Regions from separate parts of the Mus musculus genome. Here all the other regions are linked to region 2. Evidence: chromatin loops called from intact Hi-C (ENCODE). Cell type or tissue: heart. All regions are shown on one strand.

Evidence for each region. Peaks named below come from ENCODE experiments on the same cell type or tissue, not always from the same donor. Only the 100,000 strongest peaks of a DNase experiment are listed, where the experiment ranks them.
Region 1: it touches region 2 in a loop (15-fold over the local background); 2 of 42 quality-filtered maps call a loop at or near these places.
Region 3: it touches region 2 in a loop (14-fold over the local background); 8 of 42 quality-filtered maps call a loop at or near these places.
Region 4: a loop joins it to region 2, with 16 times the contacts of the local background. A loop is called at or near these places in 2 of 42 quality-filtered maps.

The regions. Positions count from the first base shown.
Region 1 is chr2:177,521,469-177,525,468 of GRCm38, reverse strand. No RefSeq gene overlaps it. Among named protein-coding and RNA genes, the nearest start is that of Gm14403, 25 kb to the right of the region's middle. In heart, no CTCF peak of the experiment used is centred here; DNase peaks (open chromatin) are centred at 1,088 and 2,218.
Region 2 is chr2:177,072,278-177,076,277 of GRCm38, reverse strand. No RefSeq gene overlaps it. Among named protein-coding and RNA genes, the nearest start is that of Gm14413, 95 kb to the left of the region's middle. In heart, no CTCF peak of the experiment used is centred here; a DNase peak (open chromatin) is centred at 2,457.
Region 3 is chr2:177,314,710-177,318,709 of GRCm38, reverse strand. It overlaps the pseudogene Gm14412. Among named protein-coding and RNA genes, the nearest start is that of Gm41986, 6.2 kb to the left of the region's middle. In heart, no CTCF peak of the experiment used is centred here; no DNase peak of the experiment used is centred here.
Region 4 is chr2:177,534,087-177,538,086 of GRCm38, reverse strand. No RefSeq gene overlaps it. Among named protein-coding and RNA genes, the nearest start is that of Gm14403, 38 kb to the right of the region's middle. In heart, no CTCF peak of the experiment used is centred here; DNase peaks (open chromatin) are centred at 766 and 2,046.

The DNA of each region.
Region 1 (4,000 bases), 450 kb before region 2:
AGCAAACTCCAGGGATTCAACTCCCCAAGGCATCACTCATGTTGGATGGCTTTGTTAATGATGCAGGTAGCTGACTATGTCAACCATGTTCCTACAAGAACAATAAAAATATTCCTCCCCTTCTTGGGCAAGAGACACAGTTCTGTGTGTGTTTGGGTGTTTTGACAGAAGCTTCCAAAAACAGTGAAGAGCCACCCAAAATGGAATGCCTCCAACTGGTGGCCCAGCTTAAGGAGAAAGTGAGAGGAAAACCTTTCATCTTCATCTATTTGGACCACAGATGGAATACGACAGGCTACTTTCCAACTTCCAACCCTGCCTCCCTCTCCCCATCTGCATCCCACTCCCACCTGTCTCCCACTCATCCCCAAATGCCTCCTAGCCCTCCCCATCCTATCTCCCACTTTCCACCCTGCCTTTCTCACCATGATAGACTCTAACAAAACAAGATAAAACTTTCCTTTCCATAATTCTAAGATATTTTTGTTGGATATTTATTCAAAGCAACAAGAAATATCACTGATGCACCAAACAATATTTGGATGAAGCCATCTCCTATCTCTCAACATCCTCTATCTGGGAGGAACAGACGTTTTTTCACATCTCTGTTGGGAGCTATTAAGACAACTCTTGATCTCTGAATTGGGCCTCTCCCCCTGAAAAGAAAAGGGGGTCAAAAGCGGGCCACCAACACATGGATTCTGAGAACAACCACGGGATGTTCCAGCCCTAAGTCATCACTGATGTCCTGACCACACCCTGATACCACCAAGTTCCTGCTTCCCCGTGTAACTGCCTAAGAATGTGCAATTATATTGCCCCCTCCCACTGATAAGTACTTCTCCTTTTGCTTGTATTGCCCCACCCCTCCCACTGATAAGTATCTGTACTTCCCCTTTTGCTTGTGCATTTAAGCCTTGGGCCTTTCTCAATACATTTGGGGCTTTGATGCATTCCAGAAAGGTTTCCGTGTTGTTATTCCCGCAAGACCCTCGTCTCTCTCTACCCCCCATTTGGTTCTTAGGAGGAGGTCCCCTCGAGACCCTCTAATAACTGGACCTGTTGGACGGGTCAAGTGGCGTCTAACGTGGGGCACAAGGTACGACCACCCTTCGGACAGCAGATTAAAGAGGTACCGCGCAGACAGTGAGACAGTGGGACAGTCCACCGCCACTTCGCTCAAGTGTCGAGGACGGTCGTCTGAGAGGTAAGCCTAGGCATTCAGTTGTTGTCCCATTAACTATGGGGAAGGTTCTGTCCAAAGAGGCAGTCTTTATTCAAGAGATGAAGTGTTCTCTTAAGGAGAGAGGGATAAGAGTTAAAAAAAAAGGAATTTAATAAAATATTTTTGTTTTGTGGACGAGAGATGTCCATGGCTGGTATTGAATGGTTCTGAAATACACCCTTTAACTTAGAATAAAGTAGGCAAAGATATTGATGCGTTGATAAAACAAGGAGAAGATGTCCCCAAGTCCTTTTTAGTTATTGGGGAATCATCAGAGACCTCCTTGAGCAGGCAGAAAAGGGCGGAAAAGGTGCTAGCCTCCTAGCCCTTACTGAAGATTTTTTAGAAAACTCCCGATCACCATCGCCATCTCACAAAAGCGAAACTAAGCCACCGGTGCACAGTATCTCTATTAGAAGGTTTAGCAGGAGAAGGCTACTTAATACCCAATGAATGAAATAAAGTTGTTCAGTCTGTCCTCACTAGAGGCCAATATTTAACTTGGAAGTCAGAGTTTAGGGCTGCCCTGAGAAGTAAAACCAAGAGTTTAGGTATAAATGGTATGATCAAGCTTTGAAATGAGGTAGATGTGTTTTCTCAACAAGTTTCTAAGTCTATTAACCTGGCCATTAGGGCTGCTCTACAAGTAAATATAGGAGAAAAAACTTGATATAGATGCAACCAACATAGACATTTTTGCTAGAGAATGCCCTACACAAACACAGAACACCCTAGTAACTGCGGTCCAGGGAAACGGCCAGAGGGCCCCCCCTTACAAGGCCCGTCTCCCCTAATAACAACTGCAGACAACCCCCTAACCCCCACGGGAGATTGTGCAGGGTTCCAACCGAGAGCACAGCGAGCTCGGGAGTGTGGCCTTCTTCGCCCCGGGCCCCTTACGGCCTCAGCCCATGCTGGGTGAGCCCGAGGAGCCCGGGAGCAGCCTCGGTCCCTACCCTACAAATGCCAGGAGCCTTTGCCCTCGAGGCAGCCACTGGCTAGGCCTGAAGGCCAAGGCTGGGGCTTCGGGACTTCTGCGGCCTAAGGCAGTGGGTCTGAGCAAGAACACTCTGCCATCACAGGCCCGCCCGTGGCCGAGCACTCAGACCTAGATGAACAGAGGCCTCGGTGAGCCTAGACTAAGGTGAGCGGAGGGGGGCACGGGGGGCGGGGGGGGGGCTCTTCCACTGATTTACTGTGGTCTATATTGAATGCTTCTGCTTTAGCCTTGTTGGTAAGACACAAAGAGATAATGCCTCAGAATTTGCTAAGTGTGGACTGATGATGGCTTAAAAAAAAAGATTCAGCATGGTAAACTTTTAGGCAGCGGGTCTGAGCAAGAACATTCTGCCATTGCAGGCATGCCCGTGGCTGAGCACTCAGACCTGGATGAACCGAGGCCTCGATGGGCCTAGACGAAAAGGGGGGGGGGAGGGGGCCTCTTCCACTGATGTACTATGGTCTATATTAAATGTTTCTGCTTTAGCCTTATTTAGAAATTTTACCCTGCTTTCAGATGCTAGGCAGCTTCCCTTCAAGTCAGTTCAGCTTACCTTGACAGAACTCTCTGGGATAGGAAGTTGTGTGTTGGGCCCAGCCATGCTTCCTCCGGGGCCCTTGCTAGAGATTTGCAATAACACGTTTAGAGTAAATAAAAATGGGTTTCAAAGAGACTTCATAAAGGTCAAAATATAGCTCAATTCTTACTGTTACCTTTTTTACAACTCCCCAATCCTACATTGTGTCAAAAAATTCATAGATTAGGTTTTATTGGAAGTTAAGAAAGCATTTCCTAAAACATATATAATTCATTTTGTTGATGGCGTTTTTGTTGGTTGCAGAAAATAGAGAGCGTTTTTGCAGATGGCTATAAAATATTTGACTAAGTGTGGACTGATAATGGCTTCAAAAAAGATTCAGCATGGTAAACTTTTAGGCTATTTGAGACATTTAGTGTATAGAGATTGTGTGTTTTCTCAAAAATTTGCCCTAAGATTAAATAAATTAAAAGTTTTAGAAGCTGTAAGAAAATTTTGGATTTTAATCTTGGGTTTGACAAGCTGCCTCTTAGAAGCAAGAAAGGAAAGGAAGGGATAGAGGAAAATGGATTTTTGAACTCTTCCAGGGACAAAGAGAAATCAGGGGACACCCTGTTTTATTCTCTCTGGCCCCTACAGGAGAAGCTCTCTACCCTCTTTCTATTGTCTATGTTTGGTGCACCAATCACGTCAATTCATGTATGTTTTTTGTCTCGTTGTCTGAATGATTGTTTCGTTGTCTGAATGACTGGCTGTTTTATGTTTCATGTTGAAAAGAAAAGAAAAAACAATGGTTAAAACTGTACCGGCTGAATCACTCTCAGTTTGCACAACTGAGGCTTAGAGGCCCCTCCCTTTAGCCAAAAATCAAGCACAGCAAGAGAGGTCCTGCTGAAAAACTTGTTTTTTAAAAAAAGGAATCTACAACCTCTTAGTTCTAAGGCAAATAAGCTGATAGTTGTTTCTTCCTAAAAAATTCTCTGCAATTTTGTGATTATTGTGTTTAGCAAATGACAAAGTGTGTTTTTATCTTATAAGTATAGCTATAAAAAGTAAAATTCTTTGATCTAAATTTACAAGATTCGTGTAGCCACTTCATTTGGTTTCTGATTGGTCTTAAAGGTATAAATATGATCTGCATATCTTGGTCATAGAGAATTGGCTTATAAGTTATTTGGGTATGATTAAAAAGGTATAACACTGGTTACAAAGTTAGCTTAAGTAGTAACTCAGGGCT
Region 2 (4,000 bases):
ATTAAACTGATTATAGTCGGACCGCTATTAGATAAATTTCTGATACTCAAAACTGCAAAGAAAACTCCACCAGTCTCCCAAGCATCACCAATTAATTGCTCTTAGATAGTAATCAGACTTTCTCCTACTCAGAGCACATTCCAAGAGGTTGTAAAACAATTTACCAAACGTCATAAAAAGGAAACTAATGATTTATTATAGGTGCTAGAAATAGTTCCTAGAAAACGATATAGGACTGTGTTTATCTCTACAAAACTTTACTAATAACTTAGTTATGGTTTTAAACCTTCAGGGAACCTGAGGATCTGATACAGGCGATGGATACTTAGCCATTAGTAATTACTCCTAATGGATATGCATGTAACCATTCTCTGTTGTAAACTTCTATTTCAGTTTATGATTTGATTTTTTGTGAGAACTTGTGATGAACTTGGTAACATGTGATCGTGTATACTGAAAGATGTTTAAGTAGTGAGGACAAAGAGATAAGGAAAAGAGAAAGGAGAAGATTTTTGCCCTTCCCCACTTAGGATCTTTTTGCTTTTCCTCTTAGATAGCTTTCATAGGTAACTTTTGACAACTTAGTAATAAACTCCAGAACCACTTCTTTGAGCATCCCATTTTCTTCCTGTGACTTCTGACTTGCAGGCTAAAAGTTAGAGCCCAGCAGTTCCTTCTGAGATAGAGCAAAGGCCACATTGCTTAATCCTCAGCTGTTAGGCTACAGGTGATAATCACCTAAGCCATCAGTCTTCTACCCTCAGAAAGAGCAAGGAAGTTTTTAGGCTCAAATGCTCAAAGCAAGTATGAAGTACATGGCATAAGGGAAGCCTGAACTACAGATGTTGCTGTAAACAGACAGATATGTAATTTCTTTACAAATAGGAATGAATCTGTTGTTTTCTGGGAAACATTGGAGAATAGAAACAAGTAACAGATCAGGGCACCTATGCATAAAGAAAATGGAATTTAAAAAGTAATACCAAGGGCTGGAGAGATGGCTCAGTGGTTAAGAGCACCAACTGCTAGTCTGAAGGTCCTGAGTCAAATCCCTGCAACCACATGGTGGCTCAAAACCATCCATAAAGAAATCTGATGCCCTCTTCTGGAGTGTCTGAAAACTGCTACAGTGTACTTACATATAATAAATAAATAAATCTTTAAAAAGGAAAAATATATAATTTTAAAAAATTTGTCACTGTACTGATTAGAAAAGGATCAGGCCTTTCTTTGTAGAAGGAATGGCATTAATGAGATAGTGTTTGACCTTGCCCCTAAGTGCTTTGTTAACTACTGAGATCTATAATGTGACAGACATACACAGAGACAGCTAATGGCATGTGTTTTACATTTCTGAGCTCAATTAAATATGTCAACAAGGATTGCACAAATCTACATAATACAGATCCTAAAATGGGAATTCATTACCCACTGGCTCAAGCTAACCTGTCCAAACAAAACACCCACCAATCTAGTTTTACTAAATTACATGCAGAAATGAATGCAGTCTGTGAAGTTACAAAATCATTCTCACTGCCTGAATCAGGTCCTTCTCCATAACAGTGATCCCTGCAGCACACTCCCTTTTCCTTTGGTCTGTGACCTAGCTCTTGTCTGCACTGTTTTACCTGACAGTGTACACAGTAAGCTGTTCCTCTGGTTCTCGTCCTGCCAAGTGTATTTCCACACACAAGCCCCTGACACAAAGATTTTGTCCAGATGCTGCCAGACAATAAAGTTATTCAGAGGCTACAGCCGGGTCCAAGGAGAGACTAGGTCCACAAAGGAGGGCACAGGTGGCCCGATATACCTGGCTGATGCTTACCATCCATGCGCTGTTAAGACCTACTACACAGGCATCCTTTGCTAAGAAGCTTGCCCCCCCCCCCTTTTTTTATGGGAGATGACTTTGTACTTACCATGTCTGAAGTTCTGAGCTTGCCTGAGCTACCTCGCAGCACTCACTGAAGACAGTAAGAACGCAACACATAGAAACACTCAGGTCACCTGAGTTACAGAGAGAAACTTGAGGGCTTAGTACCAGGAAGAGCCACCTCCTCTTCTGACTGGCAGCTCCGTGTGGGGTTCTGATTGGCTACTGAGTCTTGAAAGACAGGAACACCACCCTTAAAGTTAGAGTGTGTTAAAAGTACACAGCTTAGTGTTTCCAGCCTGGGCCAATCCTTTTTCAGATCTGCGGCTTTGTAGGACAGTAGCAGTAGTGAGTCTCCTCCAATAGCTGATCTGTCTGTTCTCCCGCCAATTCCTTGGGAGGGGCTAAGATTCCAGATCAATGCTGCTTGCCTGCCTGCTTCTCCCCTTTGTGGGCAGTGCCCTTTGTTCATTGCTGTGCAAATTTAGAACTTGCCTGATGTCTAAGCACTGCACTCAGGAGGCACTTCTTCTTCCTGCTAGAATGAAGGTGAATAGCTTGCATAGCCCATCAATCAGCTTACATTGGAGTCACCAATTTGTCCTGCAAGTGGGTGGTTGGTCAGGATATTAGTAATTACAGAAATTAAACAGAGATTTTAGGAAACAAGATCTTGTTCTGTTGCTTCTGACTGGGTTCAGGTCCACTACAAGTATGTTCCACATGATGGTTATGAGCAAACTACAGCACAGAGCAGGAAACACAAGACAGATATTATGGCCTTGCTGGCTTTCCTGGCCTTTGTGGCCATCAGGTATGGACAGAGAACCAAATTAGAGCACAGAGGCAGGGAGATTACTGAGTTTTAGGATCGCCAGTACTGACCTCAGAAATGGGGGTCCAAACACTGCCTACAGGAGTTTTTGGCCCATTGCCTCCAGGGACGTGGGATAACTTCAGGACTGAAGCAGCACTATTATAAAAATACTACAGATCTATTCACATATTACAGACAATGATTATGCAGGAGAAATTAGAATTATGGCTGCCCCATTATAACTGTACCTGCTAACAAAAGAATTGTTCAACTTAATTTAGTTCCCTTGCATCTGCTAAATGTGTGAGAGGACAAGGTGGCTTTGGTTTCACTGATGTGTACTGGGTCCAATCTGTTGCTATTAAGAGACCTAACCTTAAAGTACTAATTGAAGGAAACTGTTTGGAAGGATTAGTAGGCACTGGAGCTGATGTACTCCCTCACCTCCAAAGGACTGGTTATTCCAATGACCCAAAATAAAGTTCAAAACCTAAGATGTATGAAAGGATAATGACCCTGGGACTTAAGAGGACATTCAAGGGCTGGTGAGATGGCTCAGTGAGTAAGAGCACCTGACTGTTCTTCCTAAGGTCCGAAGTTCAAATCCCAGTAACCACATGGTGGCTCACAACCACCTGTAATGAAATATGATGCCCTCTTCTGGTGTATCTGAAGACAGCTACAGTGTACTTACATTAAATAAACAAACAAATAAATAAATAAATAAATAAATAAATAAATAAATCTTTAAAAAAAGAAGAGGACATTGAAAACTGGCTTACTTACTTTAGCAGATGTTTCAAAAAGTAGGTGTAAGATTATTATTGACTTAAAAGATCAGTTTTATAGTATTCCTTTGCATCTTGAGGGTTGTAAAAGGTTTGCATTTGATGTATCTGCTTGTAATTTTAAATAAGCCGCGAAGTGATATCATTGGACTCCCTTCAATGGAATTCCTCAAGGAAGGGTCAGTAGCCCTACATTTTGTCAAAAATTTGTTTCTGCTTCAATATAAGAGGTTAGGACTTTGAATCCTACTCTGTTTATTGATCATGATATGGATATTTTATTAGATTCTTCCTCTGAAAGAGTATTTCTATAGGCCTTTGTTATGATATAAAAAGCTTTAAAATTTTGGGAAAGAAAAGATTCAAAGACAATATCCTTTTCAAGATTTGGGCCATCAGTTATATCCTAAAGAAATTGTTGACCAGAAAATTCAAATAAGAAAAGATAGTTTACTTACTTTAAATTACTTTCAAAAGCTGTTAGGAAATGTTAGTTGGCTAAGACCTCACCTTAAGCTTGCC
Region 3 (4,000 bases), 240 kb before region 2:
GACAGCATTGGAAAAGTAATGGTTTGATTTCTAGAATTCTTGACCCTTCCGTATTCAGGTTTGTGTGACTAATTTTATAGTGTAGAAGTTAGTTGTAAAGATCTGACAGTGATCATCCTTCAGAAATATTTGATTAGATTCCTTTTACCTTTCTGTTACCTATTGTCAAAATGGCATGATTCACAGAAATTCAATTCTTGGTTACAAAAGGAGCTTCTGAAATGCAGAAGTTTCTCAGGTGTTGATGGTGCTGGGTGGGTGGATAGGATAGATTGGAATGTAATGCATATGGCAGGAAGCAGACATTAAATTATCATTCATCATTGTTTTGTATATGGGCTCCTGTGGGTCTGGTTTAGCCTGAAATCACTAAGGGTCATGAACAGCTATAGAACAATAGCTCAACTTTCTGATCATCTATAATGACAGAGGGAGCTCTAGAGCATGGGGCCTCTCTGTTCAGAAGACAGATCAGTAGTAACTAGGGTCAAATTTATAACAGTTTAGGGGTGACTTTGAGTTATCTTTATTGGAGTCATGAAATATGATTTTATTTTATTTCTATACACACACTAGCACAGGTAACATTAGTCAAGTTCACATTGTTCCTGGTGTAGTTGCCTTAGTTATTGAAAAAAAGTTGAAAATTGGTCACATGGAAATGGGCAGAGGAAGCTTTCCCTGATACTGTGTTGCAGTTCTGTGGGCTACTATGAGAATTGTGTCTAGGATAACAGATAGTGGGCTTGTTCTTTAGACAGACTTCTTGCTCTTCGGGAGAACTGACTATGGTTGAGATTGGGGTATCTGCCCATAGTTGGGGGCTAAGAAGGGTTGGGGACATCTGGCAAGTAGGGAAGGGGAGATGGAAAAAAGTCTTTTGTATCTACAGGTGACATGGGTAGGTGAGAGGAAACTGCAGTCTTAAGGGAACTCTTGTATATTTGGTCTCAGGGAACAAAAATGGGGAAGGTCTAGCAGCATTCTACTTGGTTCCAAACCCAACATCTTAATATGAAAGCGTCAGGTTCCCAGAGATCATTAATTAATTTAAGTTTGTGTTGTCCAATTGTGAAAGACTGGATTAAAAAGTACTATGTGGTTGGGCAGTGCAGTCAGCGAATATTCATTTTGAAGTACACCTTTACACTGTTATCTGTATCATATATATATGTGTGTGTGTGTGTGTGTGTGTATATATATATATATATATATATACATATATATGTACACACGTTTGGGATCTTTTAGGATTTAGTCACCTATGATGATGTGCAGGTGAACTTCACTCAGGAAGAGTGGGCTTTGCTGGATCCTTCTCAGAAGAGTCTCTACAAAGATGTGATGCTAGAGACCCATAGAAATCTCACAGCTATAGGTAATATTGTGATTCTTTAAATTTACTTTGTAACGTGTATGCACAACTGTTTCTTTGTTATTGTTATTTGTTTTTGTAATTTCAATTGAGAGTGAGGAATAATATGTTGAATAAATCACTCATGGTTTTAAAGTTCAATGGAGTTAGTAATTTAAATGTTACCTAATTGCCAATAATGTAACATACTTTCTCTGGTACTGGGTTTAGGTTACATTTGGGAAGAACATACAATTGAAGACCATTTTCAAACTTCTAGAAGTCATGGAAGGTAATTTTCCTCTGCAAGCTGATGAAAAAAATGCCTATGAAGAAAGTTTAACATGTGCTACAAGTAGTAAAGAAAACCACTAGGGTACAATAAGCACTGATTTCAGTCATGGATGTTTACTGAATTTCATAAAATCATATATGTCTATGGCAGATATGAAATTATTGTTTGCAAGGCATTCCTTTAGTTCAAAGAAAGAGAAATAATGGCTTAACAGATATGTTACTGTTTAAATCAAGCCTAGTAGAGCTATGCTGTACAAGTGTGAGTGTCTTCAGTCTTATATCGCTTAACTATTGCAAAAGGAACACACAGTGATTAGGTGACAAGTATATTTCTAAAACCTAGTATTGAGCAAATAATCCATAGTATATCTGAGCTTGATGATATACTTGTAATAACATTGCTAAATTTAGTGATATGAACAGTTCATAAGATTCAAGAATGGTTTTGTGGAAAAACCTTAATCTCTCTACCACATCTCTGTGATGAAAAAAAAAGTCAGCTCTGGATGTAATGTGGAATTTTCACTTGTTATTCACTTTTGATGTGGATGTCAAAGGTTAGGAAGGATACAAGCCTTGTGAGCATTGGAGTATTGAAAGAAGCCACATACCTTTCACTTTTACAGAACAATTAGAGGATATGCAGTATAACATACTTTCAGCAACATTCTAAATGTCCTATAAGTTTATAAATAATTTGTTTCCGAACATTGCTGGGGACATTTACCAACTCAAACTGCTGAAAATAGTGATGAGAATTTAGGCAGTAGAATTTTTTTCTTTTACATTTGTTCATATTCCAAATGTAGTATTACTCTCATGATAACAAAATTTGTGAATGCAATCATTGTGCAAATACTGTGAGTTCTTCCTGTTTTTTTTTCAAATATGTGAGTAACCTTTTATAGAAAAAGTATGTTATAAAGGTGAGCCAGATAATCAGTACTGTTCCCATTTCATGTACCCTCAAAGATGTAAAACAATCCATAATTTAGTAGAACTCCTTTGAATGTAAACAAAGTAATATTATGTTAACATTTGATTGCTCTTTTCAATGAAACCAAATTTTAAAAGAATTCATACAGATGAAAAGACTCATCAGTATAATCAATGTAAGAAAGATTTCACATATGCTAATTGTATTTGTAGGCATGAAAGAAGTTGTTCTGCAGAGCAACCCTCTGAGTTCATTCAATGTGGTAAAGCCTTTGCATATGAGAGTCATAGTCAAAGGTATGAAATAAAACATACTGGAGAGAAACACCATGACTGTAACCAATGTGGAAAAGCCTTTGCAAGAAGTGATGACCTCCAAAAACATAAACGAACACATACAGGAGAGAAACCCTACAAATGTAACCAATGTGGTAAATCCTTTGCAAGAAGTGGTGACCTCCAAAAACATAAACGAACACATACAGGAGAGAAACCCTATGAATGTAATCAATGTGGAAAAGCCTTTGCAAGAAACTGTGACCTCCAAAAACATAAGCGAACACATACAGGAGAGAAACCCTATGAATGTAATCAATGTGGAAAAGCCTTTGCAAGAAAATGTGACCTCCAAAAACATAAACGAACACATACAGGAGAGAAACCCTATGAATGTAAACAATGTGGTAAAGCCTTTGCAGAAAGCAGTACTCTCCAAATCCATAAGCGAACACATACAGGAGAGAAACCCTATGAATGTAACCAATGTGGTAAAGCTTTTAAAAGAAGTAGTGACCTCCAAAAACATAAACGAACACATACAGGAGAGAAACCCTATGAATGTAAACAGTGTGGTAAAGCCTTTGCAGAAAGCAGTACTCTCCAAATCCATAAGCGAACACATACAGGAGAGAAACCCTATGAATGTAATCAATGTGGTAAAGCTTTTAAAAGAAGTTGTGAACTCCAAAAACATAAGCGAACACATACAGGAGAGAAACCCTATGAATGTAACCAATGTGGTAAAGCTTTTAAAAGAAGTTGTGAACTCCAAAAACATAAACGAATACATACAGGAGAGAAACCCTACAAATGTAACCAATGTGGTAAAGCCTTTACACAGAGCAGTCATCTCCAAATACATAAGCGAACACATACAGGAGAGAAACCCTATGAATGTAATCAATGTGGAAAAGCCTTTGCAAGAAACTGTGACCTCCAAAAACATAAGCAAACACATACAGGAGAGAAACCCTATGAATGTAATCAATGTGGAAAAGCCTTTGCAAGAAAATGTGACCTCCAAAATCATAAACAAAAACATACAGGAGAGAAACCCTATGAATGTAAACAATGTGGTAAAGCCTTTGCACAAAGCAGTCATCTCCGAATACATAAGCGAACACATACAGGAGA
Region 4 (4,000 bases), 460 kb before region 2:
GATGTGAAATTAAGGGATGGGGAAAATTGGATTCTTAGCGGAGTTGCTGGTTTTGCTGAGCCAACTGGTTCCTTACCAAGTTGTGCAAGTTCACAACTAAAACAAAAGTTGAGCTGAATTGGTTTGCATAATTCTTGGGTTCGTGGAATGTGCTGGGACTCACCAAAATCCTCCAAGTTGATCCGGACATCCTTGTTGGTCTGGATTTGCCATGGGCCCTTCTCAAAGATTTCTGTCTGTCCCAGATGGTTTGAGCTTGGAGGTGCAGTACAGACAGACAGGCTGCTCAGAAAGAAGAGACAGAGATCGATAGTAGAGGCTGCCCAGAGCTATAATCAGAAAAAAGAATAGAGAGAAATCGATGAGATTTGTTGAATTGCTTTTAGGGATAAATGAGACAGCAGTAATTGTTTAAGAGTGTTTGAGGCAGTCTCTGTGGAGGGCCTTAAGATCCCCAGAGGACTCCCCACACGGCTGGCACACTAGCACACCCAGTTCCTTGAGATCACTGGTGAGTGGAACGCAACATCAGTTCCAAAAAATCCAGAGGGTCTTGTGCTAGCAAAAACAGGGTCAAAGGACATAGGCAGGCCCTAGCACACCCAGAATTTTGGGATCACTGAAACCAGTTTATGCAGAAGAGTACATGGGCAGCAGAAGCAACCAAGTTTCTTGGACAGGTTCCCTTCAGGCCTTCATCCTCAGCCAGAAGACAGAGCTGGCACGCAGCATGGACACCTTCACTGCCAGAGGAGAATCGGCCTCTGGGGAGGGCTCTGACCTCAGGAATCAGGAGGTGGATCTGAGCTCCAGACTTCTGTGCACCTTCTCTGCAAGAGGATAGCTTGCCTGCAGAGACTGTTCTGACCACTGGGACACAGGAGAGAGTTAGTCTCCCAGGAATGCTGACAGGGGTTAAAGAATCACAGGAGGAACAAGCTCCAACCAGAGACAGGTAGAACATCTAACACCAGAGACTACCAGATGGCGAAAGGCAAATGAAAGAATCTTACTAACAGAAAGCAGGACCACTGAGCCTCATCAGAACCAGTATGCCCACCACAGCGAGTCTTGAATACGCCAACACACCTGAAAAGCAAGATTCGAATCTAAAATCTTATCTCATGATGCTGGTATAGGATGTTCAGAAGTGCATTAATAACTCACTTAAAGAAATTCAGGAGATCACCAGTAAACAGGTAGAAGCGCTTAAAAAGGAAGCACAAAAAGTCCCTCAAGGAATTATAGGAAATCACTGCTACACAGGTAGAAGACCTTAAAGAGGAAAGATAAAAATCCCATAAAGAATTACAAGAAAATACAACCAAAGAGGTGATAGAATTGAACAAATCCATCCAAGATCTAAAAATGGAAATAGAAATAATAAAGAAAACCCAAAGGGAGACAACTCTGTAGATAGAAACCCTAGGAAAGAAATAAGGAACATTAGATGCAAGCATCACAACAATAGAAGAGATGGAAGGGAGAGACCCAGGTACAGAAGATTCCATAGAGAACATGGATACAACAATCAAAGAAAATGCAAAATGCAAAATAATCCTAACCCAAAACATGCAGGAAATCTGAGATGTAAAGAGAAGACCAAACCTACAGATAATAGGTATAGATGAGAATGGAGAATTTCAACTCAAAGCACCAGTAAATATCTTCACCAAAATTACAGAAGAAAATTTCCCCAACCAAAAAGAGATGCCATGAACATACAAGGGACCTATAGAACTCCAAATAGACAGGACCAGAAAAGTATCTCCTGACACATAATAATCAGAACAACAAACACACTAAATAAAGATACAATATTGAAAACAGTAAGGGAAAAAGGTCAGGTAACATATAGAGGCAGGGCTATTAGAATTACACCAGATGGTCCCTTCCAGTCGGTGCCAGCACAGGGTCACCTTGGCGAACACCCCTAAGGTCCCTAGAGGACGTGATCTTAGGACCATTGGTGTGTGGAACACAACTTCTGTTCCAATCCATCGGGCACGGGACCTGTGACAGCATTAGGGACCCAGAAAACCCGCCTGACCAGAGTTACAAGTCCCTTCCAGTTGGTGCCAGTACCTGGTCACTTTGTGTGCAGAGTTGGCGGACACCCCCACGGTCCCTAGAGGACTGTCTACACTAACTTAGGACCAGAGAGCTCCACGCTCCTCAAAGGAAACACTACCTCCAGGCACTGTAACATGCCCAGGATCTTTGACAATAGGATCCTAGGATAAAAGGAGCTTGGTCACACCAGTATTTCAGGGTCTCAGAGGAAGCTTGACTGCCAAAATCCCTGACACACTCAGAATCTCAGATTCACGGGAGCCCACAAGCAAAGGATCACAGAGAAAGCTGGACTCTAGGGGTCCTGAATCAACTGGGATTGTAGGAACGACAGGCTCCAATCAGATATATTGAGGGCAGCAAATACTTGAGATAATCAGAGGGCAGGACGAAAACTTAAGAACAGAAGCAACAGAAACCAAGGTTACTTGGCATCATCGGAACCAAACTCTCCCACCATAGCAAGTCCTGGATACACCATCACACCAGAAAAGCAAGACATGGGTCTAAAGTCACTTCTTATGATGATGATGGAGGATTTTAATTAGGAAATACAGGAAAACGCTGGTGAACAGCTAGAAACCCTTAAGGAGGAAACAAAAAATGCCTTAGAGAGTTACAGGAAAACAATACCAAACAGGAGATGGAATTGAACAAAACCATCCAGGATCTAAAAAGGTAATAGAAACAAAAGAAAACCTAAAGGGAGACAACTCTGGAGATAGAAACCCTAGGAAAGAAATCAGGAACCGTAGATGTGAGTGAGCATCAGCAATAGAATACAGGATATAGAAGAGAGAATCTCAGGTGCAGAATATTCCATAGGGAACATGGACACAACAATAAAAGAAAATGCAAAATGCAAAAGGATCCTAACTCAAAACATCCAGGAAATCCAGGATACAATGAGATGACCAAACCTATAGATAACAGAAGTTGTCGAGAATGAAGATTTTCAACTTAAAGGCCAGCAAATATCTTCAACAAAATTATAGAAGAAAACTTTCCATACTTAAAAAAGAGATGTCCATGAACATACAAGAAGCCTACAGAACTCCAAATAGACTGGAACAGAATTGAAATTCCTCCCGACACATAGTAGTCAAAATAACAAATGCACTAAATAAAGACAAAATATTAAAAGCAGCAATGGAAAAAGATCACGTAACATATAAAGGCAGGCCCATTAGAATTACTGCAGACTTTTCACCAGAGACTATGAAAGCTAGAAGATCCTGGTCAGATGTTATACGGACACTAAGAGAAGACAACTGCCAGCCCAGGTTACTATAACCAGCCAAACTCTCAATTACCATAGATGGAGAAAGCAAAAGTATTCCATAACAAAACCAGATTCACAAAATATCCTTGCACGAATCCAGCCCTTCAAAGAATAATAACAGAAGAAAATCAATACAAGGACGGAATATATGCCCTAGAAAAAGCAAGAAAGTAACCCTTCAACAAACCTAAAAGGAGACAGCCACAAGAACAGAATGCCAACTCTAACAACAAAAATAATAGCAACAATAACTTTTCCTTAATATCTCTTAATATCAATGGACTCAATTCCCAATAAAAAGACATAGACTAACAGACTGGCTACATTTTGTTGCTTACAGGAAACCCACCTCAGGAAAAAGACACTACCCCAGAGTGAAAGGCTGGAAAACAATTTTCCAAGCAAACTGTCCGAAGAAACAAGCTGGAGTAGCCATTCTAATATCTAACAAAATCAACTTCCAACCCAAAGTTATCAAAAAAGACAAGGAGGGGTACTTTATACTCATCAAAGGTAAAATATTCCAAGAGGAACTCTCAATTCTGAATATCTATCCTCCAAATGCAAGGGAAGCCACATTCATTAAAGAAACTTTAGTAAAGCTCAAAGCACACATTGCACCTCACACAATAATAGTGGGAGACT